Linked DNA regions of Homo sapiens: regions 1, 2, 3 and 4 are each linked to region 5. A link is a loop called in an ENCODE intact Hi-C map of the cell type or tissue named here. Cell type or tissue: endothelial cell of umbilical vein. All regions are shown on one strand. Each heading gives the region's core, and the rest is flanking DNA. Links, peaks and the distances in the headings are about the cores only.

Region 1 (6,861 bases), core at 952-5,951, 480 kb after region 5:
TGAAGAAAGAGAAGCCCAAAAAGGGAACTTTGAAAAAGTAGACAACATCAAAGAACAGATAGGTAATATAAGCAGAGAAGTGGAAACTAAGAAAAATAAAAAAGAAATGCTAGAAATCAAAAACACTGGAACAGAAGTGAAGAATAACTTTGATGAGTTCATGATTATATTGGAAATAGCCAGGGAAAGAATCAGTGAGCTTGAAGATAGGCAAATAGAAACTTTCCAAAATCAAGTGCAAAGAGATGCAAAAGAAATGATAATAATAATACCACAACAAAATGGCCAAGAAATGTGGGACAACCTCAAAAATTATCAAACATGCATAGTTGGTCTACAACATGAAAAAAAAGAGGGAACAGAGAAAAAGAAATATTTGAAGTAATAATAGCCAGGAGTTTACCAAAACTAATGAGAGATAACAAACCACCAGATCCAGCAAGCTCAGAAAACACCAAATGGAATAAATACCCAAAAATCTACACCTAAGCATATCATATTCAAATAGCAGAATGCTAAAAACAAAGGAGCCAGAAGAGAGAGAGAAAAAAGGAACTTATCCATAGAGAAATAAGGATTAGAAGTGCAGTGAACATCTCTTCCGAAATTATGCAAGTAAGAAGACAGGGGAGTGAAATTTTGAAGTGTTGAAAAATTAGTCACTAACCTAGAATTTTATATTAAGCCAAATTATTTGTTTAAACTGAAGGAGAAATACTTTCTGAAATATACAAACACTGAGAGAATTTATTGCCATTACACTTGCCCTGCAGGAAATCTTAAAATAAGTTCTTTTTTTTTTTTAAACCAGGAAGAAGTTGAATCTCTGAATAGACCAATAACAGGATCTGAAATTGTGGCAATAATCAATAGCTTACCAACCAAAAGGAGTCCAGGACCAGATGGATTCACAGCCGAATTCTACCAGAGGTACAAGGAGGAACTGGTACCATTCCTTCTGAAACTATTCCAATCAACAGAAAAAGAAGGAATCCTCCCTAACTCATTTTAGGAGGCCAGCATCATTCTGATACCAAAGCCGGGCAGAGACACAACCAAAAAAGAGAATTTTAGACCAATATCCTAGATGAACATTGATGCAAAAATCCTCAATAAAAAACTGGCAAACTGAATCCAGCAGCACATCAAAAAGCTTATCCACCATGATCAAGTGGGCTTCATCCCTGGGATGCAAGGCTGGTTCAATATACGCAAATCAATAAATGTAATCCAGCATATAAACAGAACCAAAGACAAAAACCACATGATTATCTCAATAGATGCAGAAAAGGCCTTTGACAAAATTCAACAACTCTTCATGCTAAAAACTCTCAATAAATTAGGTATTGATGGGACATATCTCAAAATAATAAGAGCTATCTATGACAAACCCACAGCCAATATCATACTGAATGGGCAAAAACTGGAAGCATTCCCTTTGAAAACTGGCACAAGACAGGGATGCCGTCTCTCACCACTCCTATTCAACATAGTGTTGGAAGTTCTGGCCAGGGCACTTAGGCAGGAGAATGAAATAAAGGGTATTCAATTAGGAAAAGAGGAAGTCAAATTGTCCCTGTTTGCAGACGACATGATTGTATATCTAAAATAAATTCTTTAGGGAGAAGGAAAGAGATATAGATCAGAAATTTGGATGTACATCGAGAAAGAGAGAACATCATAGAAAGAATAAAGAAAGGTAAACTAAAATCTTCTATTTTTCTTATTCATAATTGATCTAAAAGATGACTGTTGGTTGAAAGCAAAAAATAATAACAATGTAATGGGTGATTATAGGAGATGGATGACTAAAATAAATGGGAGCAATGACTTAAGGGAAAGGATTGAGGAAGTGGAAATTTGCTGTTACAAGATAGTTGCATTATGTGCGAAATGGTATAGCATAATTTGGGGGTAGACATAGATTACTAAAAAATGTATATTGTGAACTCTAGACAACCACTAAAAATTTGTTGTAAAAATGTGAAGTTGATAGGATAAGATGGGATTTAAAATAAAATAATAAACATATGCTTAATTAAAACCATAAAGCAGACAAGAGGGAAAAAGAAATAAGGAACAAATGCAATGAATAAGAAATGGTTACAAACAATCCAAATATATCAATAATCACTTTAAATGTGAATAGTCTAAATTCACCAATTAAAAGATGGAAATTGTCAGAATGGATTAAAAAAAGAACACCTAAAAACAGCTGTCTAGAAGAGACCTATGTTAAATATAAAGATTCGGGTTAATAGTGAAAGTGTGTAGCACCACTATTCACCTTAGCCAAAAGGTAGAAACAACTTTATTGTCCATCAATGAATGAATGGATAAACAAATTGTAAGTATATAGATATAATGAAATATTATTTAGCTATCCAAATAATAAAGTACAAATATACATTAGAACAAGGGTGAACCTCAAAAACATTATGCTAAATGAAATAAGCCAGACATAAGAGGCCACATATTATGATTCCATTTATATGAAATGTCCAGACTAGGAAAATCCATAGAGACAGAAAGCGTATTCATGGTTACCAGAGGCTGTAGGGAAACATGATTGAGGAATAACTGCATATTAGGTATGGCGTTTCCTTCTAGGTTATGAAAATGTTTAGGGATGAGACAAAGGTGTTGGTTGCACAACATTGTTGATAGACTAAATGCCACTAAATTGCTTTAAATAACTTTAAAATTGCTAATTTTATGCTATGTAAATTTTATCTCAAAAAAAAACATGAAGGGTGGAGAAAGATATGTTATGCTAAAACTAATCAAAAGAGAGCTGGAACAACCATGTTAATTTCAGACAAAGTGGCTTCAAAACAAGAAAAAATGCTCATGGATAAAGAGGCGCACTACATAAAAGAGTGGGTTCTCCAAGTAGCCATAACAATTATAAATGTTTTTGCACCTAACAACAGCGAATAAAAATATGTGAGGCAAAAACTAATACAACTGCGAAGGAAAACAATTTTTGCTATTATAAGTGAAGACATAAACATCCCCTCTTTCAGTAATGATAGATCAAGAAGGCCGAAAATGAGGTTACAGTTAACCTGAAAAGCACCATCAATCAACTTGATATGATTGGCATCCTTAACTTGACAAATATTGCCTACAAATTATTTGCAACTGATATAATACTTAATGGTGAGAAACTTGACATTTTCCTCCTAAGATTAGGAATGAAGTAAGAATGTCCATAACCATTTTTAGACATCATTATACTGGAATTCCTAGCTAGGTCATTAAGACAAAGAAAGGAAATAAAAGGCATATAGATTGGGAAAGAATAAATAAAACTTTCTTTACAGATAACATGACTGTTGATGTAGAAGTCCTCAAAGAATGAACAAAAACAAAAACAAATTTCCTGAAACTATTAACCAAGTATAGACTAAGGAGACATAATAATTAAATGCAATGTGATATCATAGATGGAATGCTGGAACATAAACGGAACATTAGGTAACAAAGAAGCTGGAATAAAGTGTAGACTTTAGTAATGACATATCAGTATCAGTTCATTAACTGTATCAAATGTACTATACTAGTATTAATATGTAAATAATAGGAGAAACTGGGTGTAGTGTATGTAGAAACTCACTGTATAATCCTTGCAATTTTTCTACAAATCTAAAATTGTTTTAGATAAAGTTTATTTTAAAAAGAAATTAATTTTAGGCAAATATCTGTCTGCTTAGAGAGAGAAGAGACTAGCTGAAGTCTCTGGTCCATAGAATAACTGCTGTTTGATTACAAAATGGGTACTTAACAACGGAAAAAAAAAAAGAAATAAATAGCCAGTGAATCAAACCAATGATATCACTGTTACAGAATTTCTCAGAAGAGATATGCTATCTGCTTACATTAGAAAAATGTTGCAGAAAAAAATGTCTATGTAAGCTAGCATTTGAATCACTTAATCTAAACAAGCTCCTAACCTTCCTGTGCTTAAGTTTCCTTCTCTGTAAAATGGTAATAAATGTATCATTTATCTGATACAAGTGTTAGGAGCACAAATGGGTTAATAATGGAAAGTACTTGGGATGGTGTCTGGCAGAAAGTAAGCACTCAGTTCATCATCATCATCATCATCAAGTAAGTTATAAAATGCAAGCTAGAAATGCATGTGGAATCTTCCCTGATGTCTTTAAAATTGAAATGGTTTCTCTCATTTCTCAAGCTTTTTTAGGCACCTTTCAAGGCAATATTTGTAAAAGCCCATGAGGCATGAGCAAAAATGTGTGTGCTATGATCTTCTATGTTCTCTGCAGTTCCCACCTTGGTTTTCTTCTGCTGTTGCTTTGAGACCTGTTATTTCAAAGAGGAAAAAGAAAAGCAAATTCCATACAAATACTCTGAGTTTCAAGTAGGGTTAAAGCATCGATGGATAAAGGTATCCTTCTGACAGTAACACAAGCTAATGTGAATTTTTGTTTGAATTTTTTCTCTCTGCTCTTGGACAGGGACAAACATTAAAAGGATTATCCAGGGCATGATAGCTCTTCTCCAAAAATAAGCTATTTGTGTGACATTCCTTTCTGGTTGTCACTTTTCTTTGTGTCAGCTTGGAAAAAACTGACAGAATCACTTTGTCCATGTAATTCAAACAATAAAACATTGAGTTGTGTAATTTTAAGGTGCCTTCCAGTTCCAAGATTCTATGATTTCAGCCATTGAAGGTAATGTTGGAAAAGAGTCTTTTAAATGTTATGTTCTTATAATAGTTTCTGTGTCATTTTTCAGTCAATGATAATTAGTGTCACAATTAGGAAAATAGATCCTAATGTTCATTAATGATGAAGTCTAATATTCTAAGGTGTTGTGATATTGTAAAATAATGTATTTGGTCTGTCCCCATTATGCAACTCTTAAAATCTTTGGAATCTCCAAAGTGATGTCTTTTTGTGTGCCAGTGAGTTAACTGATGGGTGGCAGCCCCTAGGTAGCTGCAGGATGGGAGTTAGTCACAGGAAAGACCAAGACATAATTAGAGGGTTGAAACTTTCTGCTCCATCCCTGAATCTCTAGGGAGAGAAGAGGGCCTCAAGATTGAGCTAATTATCAATAGCTAAGTATTTAATCAATCATGTCCACATAATGAGACTTTCATAAAAATCTAAAAGGACTGAGTTCAGAGAGCTTCCAGATAGCTGAACACGTGGAGGTTCCTGTGGGTGGTTCGCCCAGAGAAGGCATGGATGCTACATGCCTCTTCTCACATGCCTTGCCCTATATTTTCCTTCATCTGTATCCTTTGTAACATCCTTTGTAATAAACCAGTAAACATAAGTGTTTCCCTGAGTTCTATGTGTCACTCTACCAAATTAATAATCCCAAGGAGGGGATCATGGGAATCACGATCTATTGCTGGCCAGTCAGAAGTATAGGTAAAACAACCTGGGGCCTGCATTGGGCCTAGGAAATGGATGGGGGCAGTCTTGTGGGACCGAACTCTCAAACTGCAGGATCTGATACTGTCTCCAGGTAGATCATGTCAAAACTGTATTTAATTAGAAGACACCCAGCTGATGTCCACTGCAGAATTGAGTGCTTGTTTGCTATTGGGGAGAAATTCCCATGAATCTGGTGTCAGAAGAGTGTTTTGAGAGTATAATGGGAGAAACTGAGTTTGTTTATTCCTCCCTACACAGGTTTCATTTAGTATTATCTTTTCTTTGTCATTTCCTTTTCTAAATGTAAGAGCAATGTTTGATGGTTATAGGGGGAAGATTTTTGAAGGCAGTTGATAATATTGAAGGTTTGAATAACAAATACAAATATATATGCATATATGTATGCATATATATATATATGTAAGATTTAAGCAGAATAACCGTGCATTTATTACTAGTCAGTCATTTACTATCTTAAGATGAGATTGATGATTAGTTGTTCTTTCTTAATGTGCTGGGACAAGAGGAAATAACTATTAACAAACCACTAGAGATTTCAATTTGGTGTCTGGAAAACATTTTCTGGAAGGCTAACAACTTTGAAATGAATACTAATGCAAAGAAAATTTTCTGTAAAGGTAATTTGAAATTGGAATAGATGTTCTGATAGGATGTTTCTTGGGGAATCATGATGAAAGTGTAAAGGAAGGCCCCTTTTGGGATCTGAACTTCCTGGTGTGATTGAAGTTGGACATTATTTCAGCTATACACACTTCCTCAACAGTGTTGGAATTGAAGCTGTATTGCTAAGCAGAAGTGTTTCATTTGTTATTCTCTAGAGATTCTACTGATCAAGATTTGTGACTTTCATCTTAACTTCACTTTCTCTAAGGTTAAAGTTTCATTTTGAATTACTTGTTGATGTTTCTATAACTTTTTCTCTCATTCAAAATTTTAATCAAGGAGAAATCAGTTTCTCTTTGAAAAAAGGAAATGAGTCTTTGTGGGTTAAGCATAGTTTGTAAATCTTTAAAACTGGCCAAATTCTGGAGCCGAATTCAATTGACAAGTCTAAACTTTCTTCCTGAGTGACCAAAATTATAAAAGACTCTCTGTGAGGTCAAAATAAGTCCTAAATATAAGAGCCACTGTTCCTCCAGCTGAGAGGCATCTTAGGTGACAAACATCTTATGGGAGTGTTGGAAGTTATCACTATCACTCATGACATGAAATATTCTTACTGGAAATCCCTTGAGAAGAACATACAGGAAAGCTTGCATAATCTGGTGGGCATGCATAAAGGCTGATCACCTAGTGCCTTAAGCACCCAAGTTACTTAGGACCACTAAGATTCATAAAAAGGAAGAACCAACTCAAGAGTGACACCTTGAGAAACTATTCCCACAGTCAGCAGACTTGGTACAAAAAGCTTCCATGAAGTCTTTTGATC
Region 2 (5,000 bases), core at 1-5,000, 780 kb after region 5:
ACACAGGATGGGGTACATCATACATTGGAGTCTGTCGTGGGGTGGGGGGAAGGGAGAGGGATAGCATTAGGAGATATACCTAATGTAAATGACGAGTTTATGGGTGCGGCACACCAACATGGCAGATGTATACACATGTAACAAACCTGCACATTGTGCACATGTAGCCTAGAACTTAAAGTATATATACACACACACACACACACACACACACACATACACATATATATACATATATACGTATATATGAGTTCTATATATATATACATATATACGTATATATACGTGTGTATATATATGTATATATATAGAACTCATTACCTAAACCCAACTTACAAATATTTCCTTCTGAGTTTTCTTCTAGAAGTTTCACAGTTTTAGCTCTTACATTTAGATCTATAATCTATTGTGAGCTAATTTTTGTGTATGTGTAAATTCTTCTCTTTCCATATAGATAAACCAATTGTCCCAGCATCATTTTTTGAAAAGATTCTCCATTCTCCATTGAATTACCTTGGCAGCTTTGTTTAAAATCAATTGACTTTAAAGATAATAGTTTATTTCTGGACAGTAAATTTTGTTCTATTAATCTACATTATATACTTATGCTAATACTACATTGTCTTGATTATTATAGTTTTGTAGTAATTTGTGAAGTCAGAAAGTGTAAGTTTTTCCACTTTGTTCTTCTTTTACAAAATGTCTGGGTCCTTTGCATTTACATATAAATTTTAGGTTAGGCTTGCCAATTTCTGCAAAAAGACTACGGAGATTTAGATAGCGATTGCAATGAATCTATAGATCAATTATGGAGAATTACTAAACAATATTGAGTCTTCTAATCCATGAACACAGGCTGTCTCTCCATTTAGTGGATCCTATTAATTTCTCTCAGCAATATTTTGTGTCTTCTGTGTACAACATTCAGACTAACTTTGTTAAGTTTATACCTATTCTTTTCGATGTGATTATAAGTTAGACTCGTTAATCTAAACCACCATTTCTGACAACTTTCAGGACTGTGCTATTTCCTACTCCAATCCAAGTCAAGTCAGCCCCCTCTGTTAGTGAAGCTGCTGGTGTTAATGGCCTTGCCCTAGGAAATTGTGTTCACAGGGCCAGGGTTGATGGGAGCAGCCCTCAGCAAAATGCCACAGACTTCTACTGATGCTGCCCAATGTTCACTAGTTTCTCACAAATAAGTACTTCTGAATTTGTGGTGTGCATCCAATTTATTCTGTTTATCCTAAAATGGTTGTTTTGGATTGTTATTTCCAGTTGTAATATTCCTTTTGGAGAGAGGGTGTGCTAAGCTGCTCACTTCATCATTCTAGGAGCCATGCCCCTACCTGCATGATCACTTTTGAGTTTCAATACTGTTTGAAGAACTTCCTCAGAAAAAGCATGCTGTACTCTGCCTACACTAAATGGCCTGGTAAGCTTCCCTTAAACATTGTGATATAAGTGTTAGTGTTTCACTTTTGATAGTAAACTTGAGAGAAATATAGAATTGTACTGTTTTTCAGGTGTGCGTATGAGCAATTTTATTCTTTTTCTCCCAAATGAATGGCAAGTTAAGCATTAATTCTAGGTAAATATTTAGTTTCTGAGGATGTGGGTTTTTTTGTGAGTAAGAAAGTCACCTTTCAGTCAACTATGTGGTTCTGGGTATCCTTCATAACATTTAAAATAATTATTATATGTTTACTATCAACAGGAAAACAAGTTTACTTTGAACTTTATACTCAGTGTGTTTTGCATCTCTCTCTAGCATGAAAAGGCTCTCCCTTTTGTATGTTCATATGTTTTGAACATGACCCCAGAATGTTTCAAATTTTAAATATCCTCATGCAGCAATTAAAAGCACTAACACCGGAATAGTTTGGACCTCTGATTGAGACAACTTACTATAAGATGTACCTCTTCTATTGGAGGTCTGTTCTACACACCATCATTTTTCTTAATTATTTCTGACATTTTGCCTATCATACACTGACCTTCGAAGCTATTTATTGAAAACCCTTCTCGGAAATCTCATAGTCTGAGAGTGAATTGTCAAAAATAATTAAGAAAAATGGTGGTATATTCCCCTGACACAGAAATATATCTTTTCTAAAATGTTGCTGCTTTTAACTGAATTTAATTTAAAGTCATTTCAAGAATTATGAGTCTATTAACTGAACAACTCCCGCAAAAGTAAAAACACCCAGAGCTTTGGATGAGATAGTAATAAGGAGAAAAATGTTCTCATGCAGGCTATTATTTTGAATTTCTTGTATTTTGTGGGAGAGTACTGCCATACTCAACTCACTACAATTTAAAACATTCATGAGACTTCCAGGAGTTTTTTGAGATTGTCCCCTATCATATCATCCATGTGTATTTCTTACCAAAAAGGAAAAGAAAAAAAACAAAAGAAATATTCCCAAATCAAACCTGAATTCTCCTTGCCTCCTCTGACAGGAGTTAACACGACATGTCTAACAAAGCCTGGTCTTCAGGAAGTGAGCACTGCTTACCGTCTTCCTGTTATAACTGGCAACACATCATTGGATTTGGCTTCAATTATTTTAAATGCAACTTTCTTTAAATCGGAAATGCCAACGGCCATGTCCTCTAGCATTCCAATTTCATCGCCTAAACAATAGAAAAGGCACTTAGCTACAAACAAACATTTGAGGAAAATGTCACTAGCTACTATGCCTCCCTGCTGGAATTTGTTCTAGCATTTTATTGAATGAGTTTCTGAATGCAGTGAACCTACTCTAGACACTTTTCCTCAGAGGCTGAAGGTGTTTCTTAGTGAAATGAGAACCATTTCAATGGACTTCAGAAGTCAATCTACCCTTTGAGGGAAGGAAGAACGTGGACATTTGCTGTGAGGCTGGAGAGAGTGTTTTAACCCCTTTGTGATTTGTGCACCTTTCTTTCTACTGGCAGGACTGATATCTGTTGTCTAGAAATAACAGAGGTAGCTGAATTTATCATCACTGACCCAGGTTCATGCTAGTTTTGCATCTCCATACATTAACAAATGAAGCCTGACAGGGAGATCATTAAGATTCCAGATCAGCACTCTCTAACAGAAATATGTGAGCCACATATATAATTTTAAATTTCCTGGTAGTCATTTTTTAAAAGAGTGAAATTAAAAAGGTAGAATTAATTTTAATAATATATTTTACTTAATCCAGTATATCCAAAATACCATTTCAATTGTAAATTAATATGAAATTATTAATTATCAATATAAAATATCTTTTAAAACTAGTTTTTGAAATCTGGTATGCATATCTAGTACTTATTGATTTGGACTAGACACATTTCAATTACCCAAAAGTCACACAAGGCTACTATATTGAACAGTGCAGTTCTAGACATTACAGGGTTGAGACTTTAAAATCCAGTCATTGCAACTATGTTGGCACAGAGCCTTTTATATTAAAAAAGCCAGATGGCTGCTCAGGAGTCCACTCTGAAATAATCTATAATTCCATTTTCAAAGCATAATAGGAGGCAAAAGTAAGTTACAAGGTGAATGCAAAAAACTGAAAGTTATATTATTTTTGTAATACTTGGCACAATAAAGGTTTACTTATTTTTATGTTTTCTTGAAAAATTTCTGGATTAAATGTCCTTCTGAATAGAAATGTGATTTTAACTTGTACTAAAGCAATACTCACTGTATGTACTTAGCAGTCCTTCATATTGTACTATCAACCCCACTGTGTGAAGCTGCTGTAGGAAGCCTGGGTCATACAGACTTGTCTGTAATTTGATGATAAAACCACAAACCAATCCAGCAAGCTGAAAAAAAAATATTGATGAGATTTACTGCAGTTAGCAAACGTATTTGTTTTATTTTGAAATATTTTAAGACTTCTGAGGCATCACAGATTCGATTATCAGGTATGTATAACAAAACTACAACTATTTGGTAGGCATAGTAAAACAAGTTGACAGTCTTTGATCTAGAATTGCTGTGTATAAAAGTCTTGGGGAAGGTAGAAGTGCAAAGGGAAAAAGAACATGGACAGGAGTAAGGTTGATAGGTCTTCAAATCTTATATCTACCATTTCTAACAGTAAATTCATAAACACTTAAGCACTTCCAAATCTTACTATTTTTTGTACATGTAAAATAGAGATGATAATAATCATTTCACAGGGTCATTAAAAGAACACAATGACGAAACATGTATGTATAAGGCAGAGCATATTTTCCGACACCTGGTTAGCTTCATGTGCCACTGGACCATTCATGAAATAGTGGGGGAAAGCGACAGTTTGGTTAAAATATTCCCTTTTCCTAGAATGTTTAGAAAGAGAAGTCTTCTTTTTCTTTCTCTCCATATGTCCTGTCTATAAAACTCAGCCATGAGGATGGAGGCAGGTGGGGAGAAGGAAGGCACCAGCACACCCACCGTGATGGAGGCAGGCCTTGGCATTATGAATCATGTTGGGTGTAGGCAAGGAAGGTGGCCCTGTCAAACCTCCTATTCGAGCCTTACTGCCCTGAAAACTTATTTTAAAAACAAAATAAGAGATAATTGTGAAATCCTGTCCCAGGATTCATGGGGGAGCTGTACAAATAAGCGACTGCAAACAGATCCCCTTTGCCAAGTCCTAGCTTGTCACCTGGAGTGCAAGTCAACAGTCCCTTCCCTTACACTTATGTAGATCCCAGAGCATAATACAAAGATGATGACCACTTCCTTCACGGACTTCATGCCCTGTGAAGCAGAATTTACATGTTAGAGACTTGGCCATCTCTTTTCAGAAATAAATACTTAAGGTCTCATAAACTCTTTGCTTAGGATATTCAGCTGATATTTATCGTGAATAAGAAACATGGGATACCAAAACTTTAAGGATCTTTTTAAAAATAAAGCTGTCCCAATAAGAATTCTATTCATCATCAAGGATAGGATGTTAACAATCCGGCATTGTTTTGTACTAACAATAACAACAGGCACCTACTGCTTGGCTGAAGACGATGTC
Region 3 (5,000 bases), core at 1-5,000, 750 kb after region 5:
CATTCATAATTTGATTTCAGAATTTCCAAACAATTTAAAGTCATGTCAAAAAATCTAAAGATGATTTGTTAAATGGCTCTCCAACTCTAAACTCCAGTCTCCTCAAGATGCCTAAGATAGTTCAAGCACAGACGATAGAGCAGAGTGGGAAAGGAAACAGGAGTATGAGAAGGGCTTTACACAAATCCCCAGTTCAGTCTTCTTGTGAGCCAAGTTAAACTGGGTGAACAACTACTTTTGCCCATACTCAAGTGGCCTAGGTGCTGGCACTGAAGGCAGTTTAATGGCCTCCTTTGTTTCACCTAGTCAAACTCCCTCATCCCTGCATTTTACCCCAATGATAGCCCTAGCAATAAATGGCTCCTTGAGAGTGCATTCTCCACACAGAAGTCTGAAAAACAGACTAAGAATGGATTTCTCAAAATTTAGGCAGAGAAGGGACACAGCTTTTGAGGTGATTTCAGTGTCTTACCTCCCTGCCCGTGCAAGAGCCAGACTGCTAGTGAAATACACCAAGGTCAGATGACAGCCCAGGGAGGCAGACACATAACCAGCCCTTCTCCAAAAACCAAGGGCTCACCTTTTCCATGCCTCTCCTGCTGCCTATAATGTGGAAGGAATTAAATCACAAACTGTAAGAAAGTCAGAGAAAAAGGGAGATGGTTGAGAAGATTGGGGCTTTTTCCAATAGTCACAGTATGTGGCCTACCTCTTCAGGCTCCTGGAGGCAAGGAAGAATGAGGTCTTGAATCTTTCTTACTATATAGAATAAGTTAAATTAATAATTTCTGAGGTATTAGGTATAAATGAGGTAAAATACAGGAAGATGATGAAAATAAAGCTGTGTTGGAAGGCTCCAAAATGAGGAAAGAGGTAATAAGAATATGAAACCTATAATTTATTCCATTCATATGGCTCCCTTTTTTGACTTGATGTGGTCTCTGATTTGGTAATCTGGGACACTCATATATTTACAGTTTATCAATGGCAACAAAACATATTAATCTATTAATGTGCTCACACTGTTATTTTCCGACCCACTTGATAAAGATAATTTTATCCTTGAGACTTCAATTTCTCACCCTTACTTAGCCTCTAAGGAGAGTTTCACTCTATCTGACATTCTGTGATGCAGAATTGGGAGAATGATAAAATAAAGGCTGAAGAAAAAGTGGACTGGAAACAAAAGACGTTGCAGTTGTGGTTCAGGGAGGAGGAGAATGGTAAATAAAGAGTGAATGTTTGGAAGAGTGCTATGCCAAATAGCTGAGTGAATTACAGAGTTGGAAAAGTGGATCTAAAAAGTGAAATAAGAATTTGTTAATTGTCTTTAATTTGATGTTTCATTGAAGGTTAGAACTAACGTAGTCACCTTTAATCGTTTTTCTGTTGATTGGACATCATACTAACAACTTCTTGTTAACAAGAAGTTAAATTCAGATATTTATTTCCAAAAGGGATGATGAGTCTCAATATTTTCAGTATCCATCTTACTTTGCAGTGTCAGACCAGAGAACTTATCCTAATGATGATTTCAGGAGCTCACCTATAGGAGCATTCCAGAAAGAAAAAAGTATGCTTTGTTTGAAAGATTATCAGAGAATCAGTGATTTCACGAAAAAATTAAGATAAGTCAACATAGATTGCAAAGACTATAGAAATGACAGAGAAGGAGAGAGGCTATTGGATAGGGATGAAATTTGGTTCAAACAATTGAAAAAGCTTCACGATCAAATTTAACTAGATTGTTGTTTGTTTCTGTTGTTTGTACACAGCAGAAATATAACTGTTGAAAAGCTCAGTGTACCACAATTATCGTCTTAACCATCTCTCTAATATTCATAAGTACATGTGACACTTTTTAGTCACAGAAATTGACAGTGGAAATTTTAATATTAACTTCTTTTCCCTGGTGAGATAATGGTAGAATTTACTTTGAAGTACAAGGTGTATACAAAGTAATTATTCTCATTTGGCTGACAATGAAATGCAGGCATTGAAAACACTAAATGACTCACCTAAGTGAGCTTTCAATTGAATTTATGTCTTTTGATTTCATGCCATTATGTGCAGACTTACTAGACTGGTATACTGGGAGGCCAGCCAATCTTTCGTGAGTAGTAGAATCTGGAATGCAAGAGTTAGACATTCAAAAAAGATGAGAGCCTCAGTGAAGAGAAAATAATGAAGAAAATGTAAGGATGATTGAAAGGCAAGAAAATCTAAGTTTGTACCTACACATACTACAACAGAATAAGGCTAGCTAAAAGATTTGACGACTGTAATTTATGAAGACCACCAAATAACACAGACATTGCAACATAGATAGTAACATAGATCAATGTCTGGTTGGCCAAGCAGGTGGACCTTTGTATATGTATATGTGTGTCTACCTTTGTTGCTTGTACTGCTGTTTGTATTTCATAATTTGATCGTGTCTAAAATTTAAGGGACATTAAAAGTCTATGTAGTTTAACATGCATTGAGGAAATAAAAATTGGATATTATTTCTTCTCACTTTTTCTTTTAAAAAGAAACAGAAGTGCTTCTAAAGATAGTAGTTAAAAAATTCTCTCAATCTTTTTAATGCTAAAAAAGCATTAAAAACTTCAAAAGATTAGTGCATCAGAGTTTCTTCTGCAATGAGTTTAAAATAAATTTGTAATTACAAGTGTGTAAAAATATATGAACAGAAAATAAAAGTATGGTGCTGGAAATATTCCAATATTTAAAAATCTACAATCTTCAGTTCACTGCAGAAGCCATTAGACAGCAATGGTGGAGCAGCAGCATATAAATTAAAAGAACATTTGACTGGGAGTCAGAGAACATGGAATTTAGTCTCTCTTCTCCTGCCAAAGGGTATGTGAATGACCCCAAGTCCCTCATAGCAAATGATGGGGTTGGACTAGGTCAGTATTTCTTAATCTATGTCCTGGGGAACACTTATTTAAAAAATGCAAATGAGGGTTTCAGATAATTTTGTATGTTCCCATAATGAAAAAAAAGCTATTTTAAATAAAATTAATTTAGACACTATAGATTAGGGTTTGCAAACTATGACTTGCAGGCTAACCCCAGGTCATACATTTTTTTATTTTTGTAAATACATTTTTATTAAAAGTCAGCCATGTCCATTTTTTGTTTATTTTATGTTATTTTTATTTTATTTTATTTTATTTTATTTTATTTTATTTTATTTTTTGAGACGGAGTTTCGCTCTTGTTGCCCAGGCTGGAGTGCAATGGCGTGATCTTGGCTCACTGCAACCTCCCACTTACTGGTTCAAGCAATTATCCTGCCTCAGTCTCCTTAGTAGCTGGGATTAGAGGTGCCTGCAACCATGCCTGGCTAATTTTTTGTATTTTTTAGTAGAGAGAGTTTTTCACCATGTTGACCAGGCTGGTCTCAAACTCCTGATCTCAGGTGATCCACCCACCTCAGCCTCCCAAAATTCTGGGATTATAGGTGTGAGCCACCATGCCTGGCCTGATTTGCATATTGTCTATGGCTTATTTTGCCCTATAGTAGCCAAGTTGAGTGGTGATGAGATCATATGGCCCACAATGCTAGAATTATTTACTTTCTGGCTCTTTACAGAAAAACTTTGCCAGCCATCCTACAGACTTTCTCAGAACCTTCAATGTGATAATGTGAATTCCAAAATAATTTCACTATTTAATCCTTGTATCACTCAACAATTATTAACAGAAATAGTGTTACTTTTCATAGTCTTCATTAACTATTTCCAAGATCCAACAGCTTTCTGCTGTTTGACTCTTTAAAACAACCAACTAAATGACTCAACTTATACCATGCATTCAACAAATGTTAATGGAATAGAAACAACGTGCTAGTCCTCCTGGAGCTTACATTCTGGTAAGGAGTCCTGTCAAATAATGTAAGTGACATATTGCATGCTACATGATGATAGAGGCTATAAAAAACTTTAAGAGAGAAGGGTTCCAGCGGGCAAGAGATTGCAATTTTAAAGAGGGTGTTTAAGAAAGGCCTTACTGAGAAAGTGACATTTAGGCAAAGACTTAGAGGAGGTGAGTGAGTGACCTATAAGGGGGAAGGCATTTAAGATAGGGCATAGAGCCACTAAAAAGTCCCAAGAAACAGCAAGAGGTCCATGGGGGGCAGAAGTCAGTGTGGAGCAGAGTGAGGTAAGTGTGAGAGAAAGCGGTGGAGAAGGATCAAAGGATCAAAGGGGTTGACTGTATGGTGCCTTAGAGGCCACCGTAAAAATGTAGGTTTTTATTCTGAAAACAAACAAACAACAACAACAACAACAAAAAAAAAACTAACAACATTGGGGGTTACTGGAAGAGTTTTAGGAGACACATAATGAGACTTTCATTTTAAAACAGTCACTTTGGATGTAGTGGATACGAATGGACTAAATGAGAAGTGACAGAAGAAACAAAGATGCTAGGAGGAAGCTGTTGCCAAAACCTAGAAGAGGTAAGAAGGGTTTTGCACAGGGTAGTAGCAATGCAGGTGGTGAGAACTGGTGGCATATATTTTGGAAGTGGAGCCAGTAAGATTTTCTGATGGACTGGAAAGGGGATGTGAAAGAGGCGACTCAAGGGTGGCTATTTTTTTCCCCAAAGCAACTAAAAGGTTGAAATTAATATAAACGTAGATGGGGAAGACTGTAGGAAGAACAGCTTTTTTAAGGGCTTATCAGGAACAAAGATTAAGGTGTTAAGCAGGATACAAGAGTTTAAGGAAGAGAGATGGGCTGGAGATGTAGATATGAAGATTGATAGTTAATAGCAGGTATTTAAAGCAACTAGGCTGTGTTCAATTGGGGAGCAGAGTAGACATGCATGGACTGAATCCTAGGTCACTCCAACATTAGATGTTGGAAAGATAATGAGGAATAGAGATTTAAAAGAAGCAGCCATAGAGCAGGAGAAATCACAGAGTGTGGTGGCTGGGAAGCCAAGTGACAAAAGAAGTAAGAAATAACTATGTCACACTTGTTACTAGAT
Region 4 (6,861 bases), core at 828-5,827, 340 kb after region 5:
CAGTGAGCCGAGATCGCGCCACTGCACTCCAGCCTGGGTGACAGAGTGAGATTCCGTCTCTAAAAAAAAAAAAAAGAAAAAAGAAAAAAAAACAATAGTGGACTGTTTCTCCTCTTGTTTGTTATAGTAACTGCACTGTGCGAACCTGGAACAAGTCATGTAATAACTTTTGGCTCACTTTTATCTTGTCCATATATTAGGAAAACATTCTCAAGTGTAATTTCACATTATTATTAGAATAACAGTTATTTGAAGATGGAGATGATGTTAAAGATACAGAAAAGAGCTTTAGGTCGGGGAGAGAGCAGTACAGATGTTCTGGGGAAAAATGGCATTGCTCACATCTACTTTTATCTACAGCAAGGATTCTAAAGGGATTTATAACCCAAACATATTGCGAATGGATTTGTAGAGAGATTAATAACTAGCTTTAGTAGACAGGCTGAAATGTAGACACAATATGAATACTTGATACATAGCAGGGTTTTCTTCGCCAAAAATACACTTATGGAAGCAACAGTAACAGAGAGTGCTACAATGCAGGTGAAAGACCCTGTTGGGGATATGTGTTGGAGAAGCTGGGAGATTTCATGCTATGACCTCAACTAATTACGACCCAGCCTGTACCCAGACAGCTAAAAATTAACACAGAAGTTTAGCATGTAATCAACTATAAATTCTCACTCTTCAGTACTCAGTAGTCTTTTTTTTCTGTTAAAAGATTGACCACTGATGACCAGGAATTGTAAATGAATTTATTCAAGTAGAAGGGCTATTTATCAGATTAGGATCTTAGTTTATCTAATAGGTAAACGACTGGTCTGAGTTTTTATACTAGCTGATGTTAAAAAGTGATGTGTAAATTTTTTTTCTCTTCAGTTATGTATTTAATTACTGACTAATCCCTGTCAAGTATAATTGTTAGGCAGCATCACTGTCTAAGAATCTAAAGTGATATCCCATTGCCGAGCAAATCATATCAGATTCCTCCGTTTGGCTTTGAAGGACACATGCAATCTGGCTTCAACCTGCCTATCCACATGTATTTCCTTTGACTTCCTTCAATACTTTTCATTCAGTGGCACCTCTTAGGTTTTCTCATACTTGCTATTATTATTTATGCTAGGTCTATATTAGCTTGGAATATCCTCCTTCTTTCTATTCAAACTTTATCCACTCTTCAAAACTAACCTCAATTACCACCCATTCCAAGGCCTTCTCCATTTGCAGCAGTGTTGATTCAGTATTATTTATTATTTATTTTTTCATTTATTCACAATAACTCAACAAATATTGAGTGTCTTCTATGTTACAGATGCTGTCCTCACCTAAACATGAATTTTTATTGCATGTAGAGTCATAACCAAGTAGTATACTGAGTTTGTAGTTTAATATTTATTGTATCTCCTCTATAAAACTGAGCTTACAGTGGCAGTGATTATGTCTTTTTTTTTTTTCTTTAACAAAGAGGTCATGAAATAGTGTAAGTCAAAACCAAGTAGGGAATTACAAGGCTGATTTGTATTTCCTCTTGGCTACTACTTAGTCATTCGATGATTCAAATCAATGGACATTTATTAAACTTCTGTCATGTACGTTGCGATGTTATACACTATAGGAGATACATAGACAATCACTTAATAGAGTCAGTATTCCAAAAGAGAGAGTCTCTATTTGAGGTCCTAGGACCCCCCTAGAGAATTCAATGTTTTAACTTCAGAGGATTTTATCTAAAGTTTGGATATGTGCTTATATGCATTTTTCTGAGGAGAGGGTGCATAGTTTTTAGATGTTAAAGATGTAATTGATAATTTTTTGAAAAGGTTGAAAAGCTCATGATCTCAGTATGTATGAAACAAGTACACAACTAAAGAACAAGAGTCATAAAAGAGCAACAAACCCTAAGCTGTGTTTAGAAAGAGGTAAAATGATATCTGACTGTGGTCATTTAAGGAAAAACTTCCTGAAAGAGATGACTTTTGGAATATATGCCATGCATTTTTTGGCCTCAGCTCCCTCATGGAAAAAAAGGTAGATTATAAAATCTCTGCTATTTTTTCCGAGATACAAATTTATTTCTTGATTCAATCACCAAGTGCTCTTCAGAATGCCAGTGACATCATAGGTACTCAGAAAACATCTGTTAATTGGTAAATCTGAAATTAAACTTCAGAAATTTATAGCTACAAATATATCTATTGAGTTGAAATTTTAGAATATTATTGCATTAGCTTCCTAATGTTCCATGAATGAAAAGATTTATCAGATGTTTATATACCATTAATCACAATCTTCCACTTGGCAGATCAGAATGTTTAATTCATTATTTCTCCTTCATTTCTTCATAACATTTAAAAATATCTTTGTATTTTGTTATTCTTACTGTTACAGCCATTGGGGTCGCCTCATTAGTCTTTATGATTTGTAGGGGCAGGAACTCTCTTAAACCTGTTTGATATTATTTAGAACCTAGCACATCCCCCTAATCAAAAAGGGGCACAGTAGGCTGGGCGCAGTGGCTCACGTCTATAATCCCAGCATTTTGAGAGGTCGAGACGGGCAGATTACAAGGTCAGGTGTTCGAGACCAGCCTGGCCAACATGGCGAAACCCCGTCTCTGCTAAAAATAAAAAAATTAGCCAGGCATGGTGGTGGTCACCTATAATCCCAGCTACTCAGGAGGCTGAGGGAGGAGAATCGCTTGAGCCCCATAGGCAGTGGTTGCAGTAAGCCGAGATCATGCCATTGCACTCCAGCCTGGGCAACAAGAGCAAGAGTTCATCTCAAAAATAAATAAATAAATAAATAAATAAATAAATAAATAAATAAAAGGTGGGAGGGACACAGTAAATATTGAATCATAAATGAAAGGCTGCATATCAAGGTGCATCAAAATAATAAATTTCCTATTTCATTATCGTCCAGAATTTAAAGAGCATGAGCCCAGAAGTGAGACCACATGTTCAAATCCTGACACTGCCTACTCCTCTGTGAGTCACCTTTGACGAGTTCCTTAAATTCGTCATTCTCAGCTTTCTTGTCTGTGGAGTGTGGTAATGACAGTGCCTACCTCATACGGTTATTGTGAGCGTCAAATTTAGTGCTTGGCAAAGTGCCTAACACATCATAGGCAAGAGAGAATCCAGGTTCGTAGGGCCTCAAGCTTTTACAGTGTCTGAGCTCTCTTTAAGAAAATGAATTTCAAACTATGAATTCAAAATTAGCTAATTAGAACATTTTAAAGGTATGTCTGTAGAGTGGGAAATTATAGGCAACAAAGGTCTGAAAAATACCCCAGTTATCATCAAATATTATTGTTACTAGTAATTTCCTGGTTCATTATAATACTTTATTTTCTACACATTTTTAGATGCATACACTCAGATTTCCTTTTTCAAATAATAATTTTAAATATTTTCTATAAAGAGAATAGAAAGAAAATTCATTCTTTAGCAAAGGGGATTGAAATTTATTAATTTTTTATTGTTGCTGGTTTAGGAAGTATTTATTTACTTAATTCATAACATATTACTGGAAATGCCACATTCTGACTTCCTCCCTGGCTTTTTGCCCAGGAAGTTCATTGTTTGGAAGGAAGCCTTAGAGAAGTTCAGGTTTTGGGTCTCACTTGGCATGGTCTCAGACAGGCCAGTGCCTTGGCAGTGGCTCCATCCTGGCAGCCTCCTCTTGATTCCCCATCTTCATCCTTGTAAGCAGGGCAGGTCTTTCTGTGAGAGATGAGGGGAGGAAGTAGAAAGTAGCCAAGAGCCTGGGAGATAGTGGTGACAAAGCTTTGCTTTTACATTATTAGGGTCACAGGTAAGGTCCAAAATCTCCCTGAAGTCCACTGGGGTTAGGTTGTCATTGAAGTGTAGATAGATTTAAGGAAATGCTGGCAGCCTGCCTGCTGACAGCATCTGCTGCAAACTCAGGATGATTTTTAGGAGGTAGAAGGTGAGGACAGGCTAGGACCACTCTCCACACCTCCACTAAAGGCCTGAGGCTATTACTTCCTCAATATAGGCAGTGCAGGTGAGGAGCTCTGAAGCCTCAACTCCATTAATTCCATGGTAAAGCTGCTTCTGACTTGTAAGTGCTCAGTAAATTAGCACTTACCCGAATTGTTTTACTCTTTCATTGGCAAATTATTTTTCATTAAAACCCTAGGAATTTTGCAGTGAATGCCTTTTTAAATTTTATTTTATTTTTAAAAAATTTTTGCAATAATTGTGTTTCTCCTCTTTATTCCAAACAGGACAGAATTCTAAATAACCCAGCCTTTTACTAAAGTGAATTTGAAATGAGTTGTGATAGAGCAAGTTTGTTTAATACCTCATGATCATGTTAAGATCTAATCATATTGAGAAAAAAATGCCATATTCATTTCATTCTTAAATATCATTTCTAGTGGATACCGTTCTGTGTCCCTAGATCCTTTCAGAGATGAAGAATTTGTTATCCCAGTTGTTGGGAGTGCTGCTTGCTACTTGTCAAGACGACAGTTCTCTCTGGGACAAGTTCTTTTTGTGCAAGATCACAGCCACTCCCTAAGGGCAGCTTACACCCAGCGTTTCTTTAATAGGAGTGGAGTAGGGTTGTTTACAAAGGCCCTGGTCTAGTGCACCCCCTGAAGGATCATCCTAGCTTCAGAGTTCCACAAAGTCTGCCTAGTGACAGAATAGTGACCTTACTTCTCCACCCTCTGACCAATTTACGTATCCTCCCTTCCCTGACATGTAGTGACCCTGAAAACTTTTTCCAGTATACCTTGTGTACATAAACCAGTCTCAGAGTCTCATTCTTAGAGACCACTACCTGAAGCATTTTCAAAATTTTCAAGAGGCAATAATGTGTTAAATAACAGCTTCTCTGGGGATGAGGGAGGAGATCGCTTTAAAAACGTGATCCAATTCCAGAAATGTTCAAGTTGAAAAAAATCTTACATTCAAGAAAGTGTGCTATCAGAGTATACAAGAGTGCTATAATTGCTGTATGTTAGCTGTGACCAATAACCTGAAGCAATTAGAAGCCTTTCACTGAAGCCACTATCTATAGAAAGGTTAAAGATTGTTGTTCTTTCCTTTTCTCAGTGGAATTTTCTCTTTATATGCTCTTTTGGCTTGATCTCTTTGGAACTCATGGTTTTAGACCATTGCATTATATATCTCTAGTTCTGCCATCTCTTGAGCTTCTAATTTACATATTCATCTGTCTGCCAGAGTCCTTTTGTTGATATCCCACCAGCCTCCCAAACTTAACATGTACAACACTGAGTTAACTTTCCCTCAGATCAGTCCTGTCTTGTTTACAGTTTCAACTAGTGGCCCCACTGTGTCCGGAATTGATGGGTTCTTGGTCTCACTGACTTCAAGAATGAAGCCGCGGACCCTCGCGGTGAGTGTTACAGCTCTTAAGGTGGCGCATCTGGAGTTTGTTCCTTCTGATGTTCGGATGTGTTCGGAGTTTCTTCCTTCTGGTGGGTTCGTGGTCTCGCTGGCTCAGGAGTGAAGCTACAGACCTTCGCGGTGAGTGTTACAGCTCTTAAGGTGGCGCATCTGGAGTTGTTCGTTCCTCCCGGTGGGCTCATGGGCTCACTGGCTTCAGGAGTGAAGCTGCAGACCTTCGCGGTGAGTGTTACAGCTCATAAAAGCAGTGTGGACCCAAAGAGTGAGCAGTAACAAGATTAATTGCAAAGAGCAAAAGAACAAAGCTTCCACAGTGTGGAAGGGGACCTGAGCAGGTTGCCACTGCTGGCTCCGGCAGCCTGCTTTTATTCTCTTATCTGGCCCCACCCACATCCTGCTGATTGGTAGAGCTGAGTGGTCTGTTTTGACAGGGCGCTGATTGGTGCGTTTACAATCCCTGAGCTAGAGACAAAGGTTCTCCACGTCCCCACCAGATTAGCTAGATGCAGTGTCCACACAAAGGTTCTCCAAGGCCCCACCAGAATAGCTAGATACAGTGTTGATTGGTGCATTCACAAACCCTGAGCTAGGCACAGGGTGCTGATTGGTGTATTTACAAACCTTGAGCTAGATACAGAGTGCCGATTGGTGTATTTACAATCCCTGAGCTAGACATAAAGGTTCTCCAAGGCCCCACCAGAGTAGCTAGATAGTGTCGATTGGTGCATTCACAAACACTGAGCTAGACACAGGGTGCTGATTGGTGTGTTTACAAACCTTGAGCTAGATACAGAGTGCCGATTGGTGTATTTACAATCCCTGAGCTAGACATAAAGCTTCTCCAAGGCCCCACCAGACTCAGGAGCTCAGCTGGCTTCACCCAGTGGATCCCACACTGGGGCTGCAGGTGGAGCTGCCTGCCAGTCCTGCTCCGTGCGCCTACACTCCTCAGCCCTTGGGTGGTCGATGGGACTGGGCGCCGTGGAGCAGGGGGCGGTGCTCATCGGGGAGGCTCGGGCCTCACAGGAGCCCATGGAGGGGGTGGGAGGCTCAGGCATGGCAGGCTGCAGGTCCCGAGCCCTGCCCTGCAGGAAGGCAGCTAAGGCCCGGCGAGAAATCGAGCACAGCGCTGGTGGGCTGGCACTGCTGGGGGATCCAGTACACCCTCTGCAGCCGCTGGCCCCGGTGCTAAGTCCCTCATTGCCCGGGGCCAGCACGGCCAGCCGTCTGCTCCGACTGCGTGGCCCACCAAGCCCATGCCCACACGGAACTCCAGCTGGCCCGCAAGCGCCGCACGCAGGCCCGGTTCCCGCTCGCACCTCTCCCTCCACACCTCCCTGCAAGCTGAGGGAGCTGGCTCTGGCCTTGGCCAGCGCAGAAAGGGGCTCCCACAGTGCATCGGTGGGCTGAAGGGCTCCTCAAGTGCCGCCAAAGTGGGAGCCCAGGCAGAGGAGTC
Region 5 (6,861 bases), core at 754-5,753:
ATGGTTCAACATGGCAGAAAGGAGTGATTAAAAAGATAATCAAGAGAGATAGTAAACACAACATCTGAAGCAGAGGGAAGCCAGGATGCAGGTGGCATCTGAAATTACTGATTGATAAGGCAATTCCATACTTCTTCCCTTCTTTGAACTAAAAAATCTGGGATATTTATAGATACCTGAGAAGGAAGAAGGGCTGACATCCTGTTAATTTTTAGGCACTGCTCTCAATCTGTTGGATCCACAATGTTTTTTAATTCAAGAACCACCTGAGTTACCATTACAATTTGTTTTGGGGGACAATGAAATATGTAGACTCAGCCAGAAAGAAGGGGGTTAGGGGACTCTTAGCTGTGGGTATGTGGATAAAGTTAAGAAGGTGAACTGAGAAATCAAACAATTGAGAACGACAGATGCCAGACTCAAGAGCATGAATTTATCCTATAGGCCATGAGGAGCCAATGAAGATTGCCATGTAGTGTAATGACATAGGGGAAGAAAGATTATACAATATAGATTTAGATTTGATCCATGTGTGCAGGATGGCTTGGGGTTCATGCCAGAGGATCTGGCATAAAACCTTGTCTAACTAATGGGGGCCTTGATCATAGATGTGAAAGAAGAATGCTAAAGAGTAGATGTGAGGGACATGAAGAAAACAAATGTTAGTAAGATTGGGGACAGATTGGATGTCTAATTAGATGACTTACTCACTTTAATCTCTTGTATTAACTTTAATTGTTAGATACAACATATATTAAGCTACAATTCTATTAGTTAGTACGCAGAGTGAGTTAAATAGGCCATCACACATCTTTCAAGAGTTTCTAATTCAGAATAGGCAATCATAGTTTTAAAAAGCACACAAAACAAATTATGTAAGAAAATTAATGATTAGGAAGAGTCACCTTAAAATAGTGTACATTCTGAGTTACAATACATTTTAAAGGAAATGCAGTTTTATTGATTTCAAGTTTATATAGAACTAGGAGTTCTAGGTTAATATTAAGTAGAAGAAGTTCTGTTTTATTAACAGATAACATTTTAAAAATTAATATTAGTATTAATAGGTAAAATTTTTCAAAATAATTTTTAATCATAAAATTTGTCCTATCCATTTAAAAGTTTGGGATAAATTTGGTCAGAATTTAAGAAGTTCTTTAAAATATGTAATTATATTTGATACAAGTGTAAGATAATTTAGAAACCCAGAGAATAATATAAAATTCTGGGACTAGGATATTAACATTTCTAATGGTCTACCAAACCATCTGGGCAGCAATTCTAGAGGAGGAATTCAAGGAGTTGTTTCTGGAGTAGAAGAAGAAAAGTACTTGTAGGTTTGAGCCCGTGCCTCCTATATATTTGTTATGGACTGAAATGCAACCCCACAAAATTCATATGTTGAAGCCCTGACTCAGTATGTATTTGGAAATAGGGCTTTTAAGAGAGTAATTAAGATTAAATTAGATCATAGGTATGGGCACTAATCCAGTAGGATTGATGTCTTTATAAGAAGAGAGAGGGACACCAGAGCTCTCTCTCTTTCTGTGAGTGCACAGAGGAAAGGCCACCTGAGAGCATGGTGAAAATGTAGCCGTCTCAAAACAGACCAGTTCTGAACAAGATGTTAGTGGTCATTTTGGGATTTTCTCCTCATCTTTGCTAGTTGAAATCTTAGATGGTTGAATTTACATTATAGCTTCATGAATTAATTGAACTTACTTTAATTTAAAAGAATAGTGAAACTGGCTGGTTTTCAAAGCACCTCTGACCTCTAATATGTTCCTCTATCACGTGGACTTGTGTTGTCATAATTAAGATTTTACCACCCAGAATGGTGGGCAACACAGAGATCTGGAATATTTCTTCTTCCGTTTCTTTCTTTCTGTTTCTCTGTCTTGTATGATAGTGACGAGCATGTACTTATGAACTTAAAAGGCATAAGGAAAAATTAATATTCACAGAAGTAGTTGAAGTATACATGCCTTAAAAAATCTGTCATATGGTTTGCAATTGTTTCTTGTATTTATTTTTAAACTTTGCATTAAAGAAGCTGACATTCCTGTGGCCTTGGAACTAGACCCCAGCTTTCCAGGAAAAGTAATTTTTTATGGCAATTAGATGGCTTAGACCAAAGCTTTTAACAACTCAGAGTCTGTCGAACAAGAAGATATTATCTCAATTCCTTTGTTAGAAAAGAAGATTTAAATTTCATTATTACTTCTTATCCATTTGGGAAAATAATGCTTCTGGTAAAAATGCCATTATTGTGTATGTTAACATTTAAGATTTGCACATATAATTCTGTCATAACTCCTCTAAGCCTGATCAAGCCAAAAGATGAGTATTGGGAATTACTATTTAAAGAGGAATCAGTCAGAAAAATGCCTGAGTTACATTTATTCAGATTTTAATCAATTAATTGTTCATTTAATAACTTGCTTATTTATTTTTATTTACTAGGTACCTATATTATACGTAACACTATGGACAAATATAATAAAAATCAAAATGTGACACTACTAGAAATAGCTTACTCTAAGTCAATTTCCTTCCAATAATTTTAGGGCAAATAGATGAATTCTGATATTTTTTGTTAAAATAACTCTTCATTTAAAACTGTTGGTGATTCTAGCCTTCTCTTGAATCTTGTTAGAAAAGGCATATGATTGTGGCTTTGAATTTAATTTTACAAAGTGAGGTTTTCCAGCTTCATAATAAACTACAGACCTCATTTCCAAGGGAATCAGTCATAAAGGATGGAGAGTAAATATTAATGTTCCAGTTCCTAAAATGTCCTTTAGATGTCTCTGTTTCATATCTCATGTGGACCAATACAGCAGGCCACTGGGAAAGACATTGCCTGAAGCTGGCTTCCTGACAAGTTGAATTTGTCCTCAAAGGACAAACGAAGCTCTTTGAAAATAGAATTTGACAAAGTTAATGAAAGAAAAATGTAGATGATGGCATGCAAATATATCATTACTACTTCATAATATTTTTATAACCCAAAAAATCATCTATAAAGGGGAGATGTCCTTTTCTACTTAGCTTGCAGACAATTCTGTTGCATAATATAAATTTAACACTATTTGGTTTTGTAGTGCAATCTGTGTTTTTATTAAAGCATATTCATTCAAGCTGGTCTTGAAAGAATCTTGAATGAACAGTAGAATGAAAGCTAAGATGTGATATTGATAAAAGGGGACTTAAGTAAACATCTAAATAATGTGCATTGATAAACCTTAGCCTTTCTCCCTCTTAACATACAGAAAGTGAGTAGGTGTGGCTTAGGTCCAATGGGCAGTATATTAGGGGATTTCTCTATGGAGTAGTTGATTGGCTAAAGGGAAAAGATCTACATACTCTGAGATTTCTGGGTTTTAATCACCCTACAATGAGGCCCACCAATTCAAATGTTCTGCCACCCAGACAGAGCTACTGATTGGTTATAAATTTGAATAGGTAGACAGGGACCACTAGACATGTGAAGAAAGCATCTCATTTGAAAGTCAGAGCCAAGAGCAAGATGAAAGGAACTCAGAGGAAGTAAAGACAGTGTAGGAACAGAAGAAAAAAATGATAAGATAAATATCCTAGGGAATGCGGGAAATATATTTTACTTCTGAAGCAATAACAGGGAGCTATAAAAATAAAAGAATAAGAAATTCATAAGAAAAATATTTTCAGCAGAAGTAAAAAAATTTAATAGAAATACAAAAGATAAAGTGAAGACTCTTCCAGAAAATTAGAACAAAAAGAGAAAGACATAGCAGATAAGAAAGAAAATATTTTAAAAAAATCAGTCGACCAAATCAGGGTCAAAATGTTTAACTATTATGTTTTCAAGAAAGAGAATAAAAATCAGAGAGAGAGGGGAAAAAATCTTCAAGAAATAATGTAGGAAAACTTGTGAGTATTGAAAGCTTTGAATTTCTAGGTTGACAGCCATCTGAGTGCCCAAAAATGAATGATAGAAAATCTGCATCAACACATAACAACATGAAATTTCAGAACCGTGAGGATAAAAAGACAACCCTAAAAGTAGCCAGGTAGAAATAACAGGTCACATTCAAAAGATGGTACTCAAACAATGGAGAAGTCCCTTCAAACTTGTAAGGAGAAATGAATTACAACCCAGAATTACAAGCTCAGCCAAGCTATCAATCAACTGTGAATGTAGAATGATATTTTCCAATATGTGGGATCTCAAAAAATGTGCATTCTGTTCATATTTCTCAGAACACTATTATGTACTTCATCAGAAAGAGGACCAACAAAAAGAGGAAGCCTCTGCATCCAAGTAAAAGATGCTACATGACAGGAGAGGGATAAAGGGACTATCTAAACGATGGTGCAGGGAAGTCCCAGGATGACAATTGTGTAATGAATCTGAGAACAGTCAGTTCAGGTCAGAAAAATTAGCCCAGAGAACTTCAAGTAGTATGTTTCCAAACTAAACAGAACTGATACTACCCAGTGCTGCACATTTGATCGCTGAAAATTATACTTCCAACAAATCAAAGATAATCAAAATACTATTTTTGTCTTGCATCGTCCCTTTATAATTTTTCAGTGGTGGGATTTTTTTTTTACTATTTTTCTTATGAATAAATTTTCTAGAAGTCTACATAGCCAATGAGCTCACTCCTAGAAGCTATAGAGCCCTGGAGGCAGAAACAGACTAGCTGTTTACCAAGCCTGTTTCTTTTTCTTCTGTTGCACAAACATAGTGTTTCCCAGCTTCTCTTGCAGTTTTGCATGACCACGTAACTGAGTTCTGGACAATGCACATGTAAGAGGAAATGACATGGCACTTCAGGGCCATGGCTCATAACAAATCTTGATACAAGAGGCTTCTTGTTTTTTCTCCTATCAGATTCATGCAGAAATGAACCTAGTGGCTCCAAAAGCTGTATGTTAATGATGGTGGAACCCTAAGGTGGAAAGAGACTGGGTTTCTAAGTCACTGCTTGGCGCTTGCAGCATAGTCAACTGTGAATCAAGAACAGGCATGTCAGGTGGTAAAAAAGTATACTTCTATTGTCCTGCCATCACAGCACATCTAGCAAAACTGTCCTCTGGAGACCTGGAAGGCAAACCATGTTTCTAGTCAGCCTATGGCTTGGGAAAGGGTTTGGAAAGTCAGTCATGGGCTTTACCTTGTGTTTCCAGCAAAGTCTTACTAAAAAGGGATGAGCTTAAGAAAGACTTGGCTATTTTGAAAGCAGAAATGAAAGTGAAAAGAGAAAGACTGAAAATTTGGGCCCTTGAATTTGAGGCTTCAATCTTAGATATACTCTCAATATGTCAAATAGACTATCCAATTCCAGACCATAAATAAAACTGCATTTGGTTTAATATCCCATCTCAATGGCTCACCTGAAGTGGACCAGCTGCTTCCCGTGGAAGAGGGGCAGGTAATTTTTCTATCCTCTTGCCCACTTATATGCTACTTATAAGTTGTCATTGCTGTTGCCATGGGAATGGAGTCAGAGACTAGAAAGGCAAAGGATGCAGGGAAGTTTATGCTAGCTCTGATACTGTAAGATGGGCAGATGTCTGCAGGTGATTTTCCCTCTTTGGGTTGCTTTGGTGGCTCTGCAGGGTCACCCCCTGTGGGGCTCATCTGGCTGCAACAACTGCAGCTCTCTAGCCCAGTGCTCAGCCCCTGGGTTTAGGGAACCACTATCCACTCTCTATTTTGGTTAGAGGCTCATTACACTTCCAGAAAGTCCTTCTTGGACAGAGCTAAAGGTGGCCCCCAGCTAGCTCTCTCCTGAGGTCCTCATCTCCTCCACCAGAAATACTTTACTGCCCAAAGAGCTCACCAGTTGCCCCTCCTGCTCCAGTAAGCCTGTCAGATGCCAGTCTTACCCTCTCTCAAGCTCCAGGAGACTTATCTCAAACTCTCCAAATTGGCCAAGTGAAGCCCTTTTTGCAAAAGATAGCACTCCATTGCTCCCCTTGGAGAAGGTGAAACTCAGTCTAGCAACACATGTAAACACACACCCCTCTTAACAAATTGTTCTCATCTCCAATATTTGGACCCTTTTGTATTCTTCAGTGGGTTTGGAACTGCCCAACTGGTTCTCTGATAGCTCCTTTGAAAATCTACATTTTGGTTTGACAATTCTCTTTGGAATTTCATATATTATATATTGTGGTGAAAGCTGAAAATTCCAATTTAATGTTAATGAGGAAAAACTCACTGTTTCCTCTACTCTCAACACTTCACTTCTGACACCAAATGTGTGGGATATATTTTTCCCACAGCAATCAGTTCTCTCTGGATGCCACTTATGTGTCCTACAATTCAGTTACGGTACTATCTACCTTGCAGTTAGTGCAGACCCCATAGGTTGAAGGCTCAGTCCCACAAGACTGGGCCCCCACCCCAACCCCTCCACTTCAGATGCCAGTGGCATGGCTTGGATATCCACATTACCCATAACATTTGTCCAACTTGGCTACAAATGGAAGGTTTACACGACTTTCTCCTGAGGTTTGATATTTTGCCCTGATGGCTCACAAAACTCAGGGAAACACTCACTTATGTTCACTGCTTTATAACAAAGGATATGATGAAAGATGCAGATGAACAGCCAGGTGAAGGCGAGGTCCTGAGCACAGGAGCCTCTGTCCCCATGATGCCAGGGTGTGCCACCCTCCTGTCCTGTGGATGTATTTACCAACCTGGAAGCTCTCCAAGCCCTGCCTTCTAGGGATTTTTTATAGAGGTTTCATCATGTAGGCATGACCAATTATTAACCCAGTCTCCAGCTCACAGTTTGAATTATGGCTTGGTGTTTCTGGAAAACAGCCCTCATGTTGACGTTATCCAGCAGTCCGCCAAGTGTT

The links. Hi-C counts contacts between places; a loop is a spot of excess contacts. Peaks named below come from ENCODE experiments on the same cell type or tissue, not always from the same donor. Only the 100,000 strongest peaks of a DNase experiment are listed, where the experiment ranks them.
Region 1: a loop joins it to region 5, with 6 times the contacts of the local background. A loop is called at or near these places in 2 of 110 quality-filtered maps.
Region 2: it touches region 5 in a loop (6-fold over the local background); 5 of 110 quality-filtered maps call a loop at or near these places.
Region 3: a loop joins it to region 5, with 4 times the contacts of the local background. A loop is called at or near these places in 10 of 110 quality-filtered maps.
Region 4: a loop joins it to region 5, with 2.7 times the contacts of the local background. A loop is called at or near these places in 2 of 110 quality-filtered maps.

What each region holds. Positions count from the first base shown.
Region 1 is chr4:141,822,610-141,829,470 of GRCh38, forward strand. No RefSeq gene overlaps it. Among named protein-coding and RNA genes, the nearest start is that of IL15, 190 kb to the left of the region's middle. In endothelial cell of umbilical vein, for the core only: no CTCF peak of the experiment used is centred there; DNase peaks (open chromatin) are centred at 3,212 and 3,922; H3K27ac peaks cover 1,962 bases.
Region 2 is chr4:142,119,609-142,124,608 of GRCh38, forward strand. INPP4B (inositol polyphosphate-4-phosphatase type II B) reads right to left here. Exons shown (of 26, transcript NM_001101669.3): 19 at 4,980-5,000; 20 at 3,684-3,807; 21 at 2,520-2,637. Among named protein-coding and RNA genes, the nearest start is that of IL15, 490 kb to the left of the region's middle. In endothelial cell of umbilical vein, for the core only: no CTCF peak of the experiment used is centred there; a DNase peak (open chromatin) is centred at 2,583; H3K27ac peaks cover 1,492 bases.
Region 3 is chr4:142,094,067-142,099,066 of GRCh38, forward strand. The region is part of intron 23 of INPP4B (inositol polyphosphate-4-phosphatase type II B); the gene reads right to left. Among named protein-coding and RNA genes, the nearest start is that of IL15, 460 kb to the left of the region's middle. In endothelial cell of umbilical vein, for the core only: no CTCF peak of the experiment used is centred there; a DNase peak (open chromatin) is centred at 2,075; H3K27ac peaks cover 1,453 bases.
Region 4 is chr4:141,683,511-141,690,371 of GRCh38, forward strand. All of the region lies in intron 2 of IL15 (interleukin 15), which reads left to right. Among named protein-coding and RNA genes, the nearest start is that of IL15, 50 kb to the left of the region's middle. In endothelial cell of umbilical vein, for the core only: no CTCF peak of the experiment used is centred there; DNase peaks (open chromatin) are centred at 3,091 and 3,591; H3K27ac peaks cover 504 bases.
Region 5 is chr4:141,343,542-141,350,402 of GRCh38, forward strand. No RefSeq gene overlaps it. Among named protein-coding and RNA genes, the nearest start is that of LINC02432, 14 kb to the left of the region's middle. In endothelial cell of umbilical vein, for the core only: a CTCF peak has its summit at 2,826; DNase peaks (open chromatin) are centred at 2,820 and 4,800; H3K27ac peaks cover 428 bases.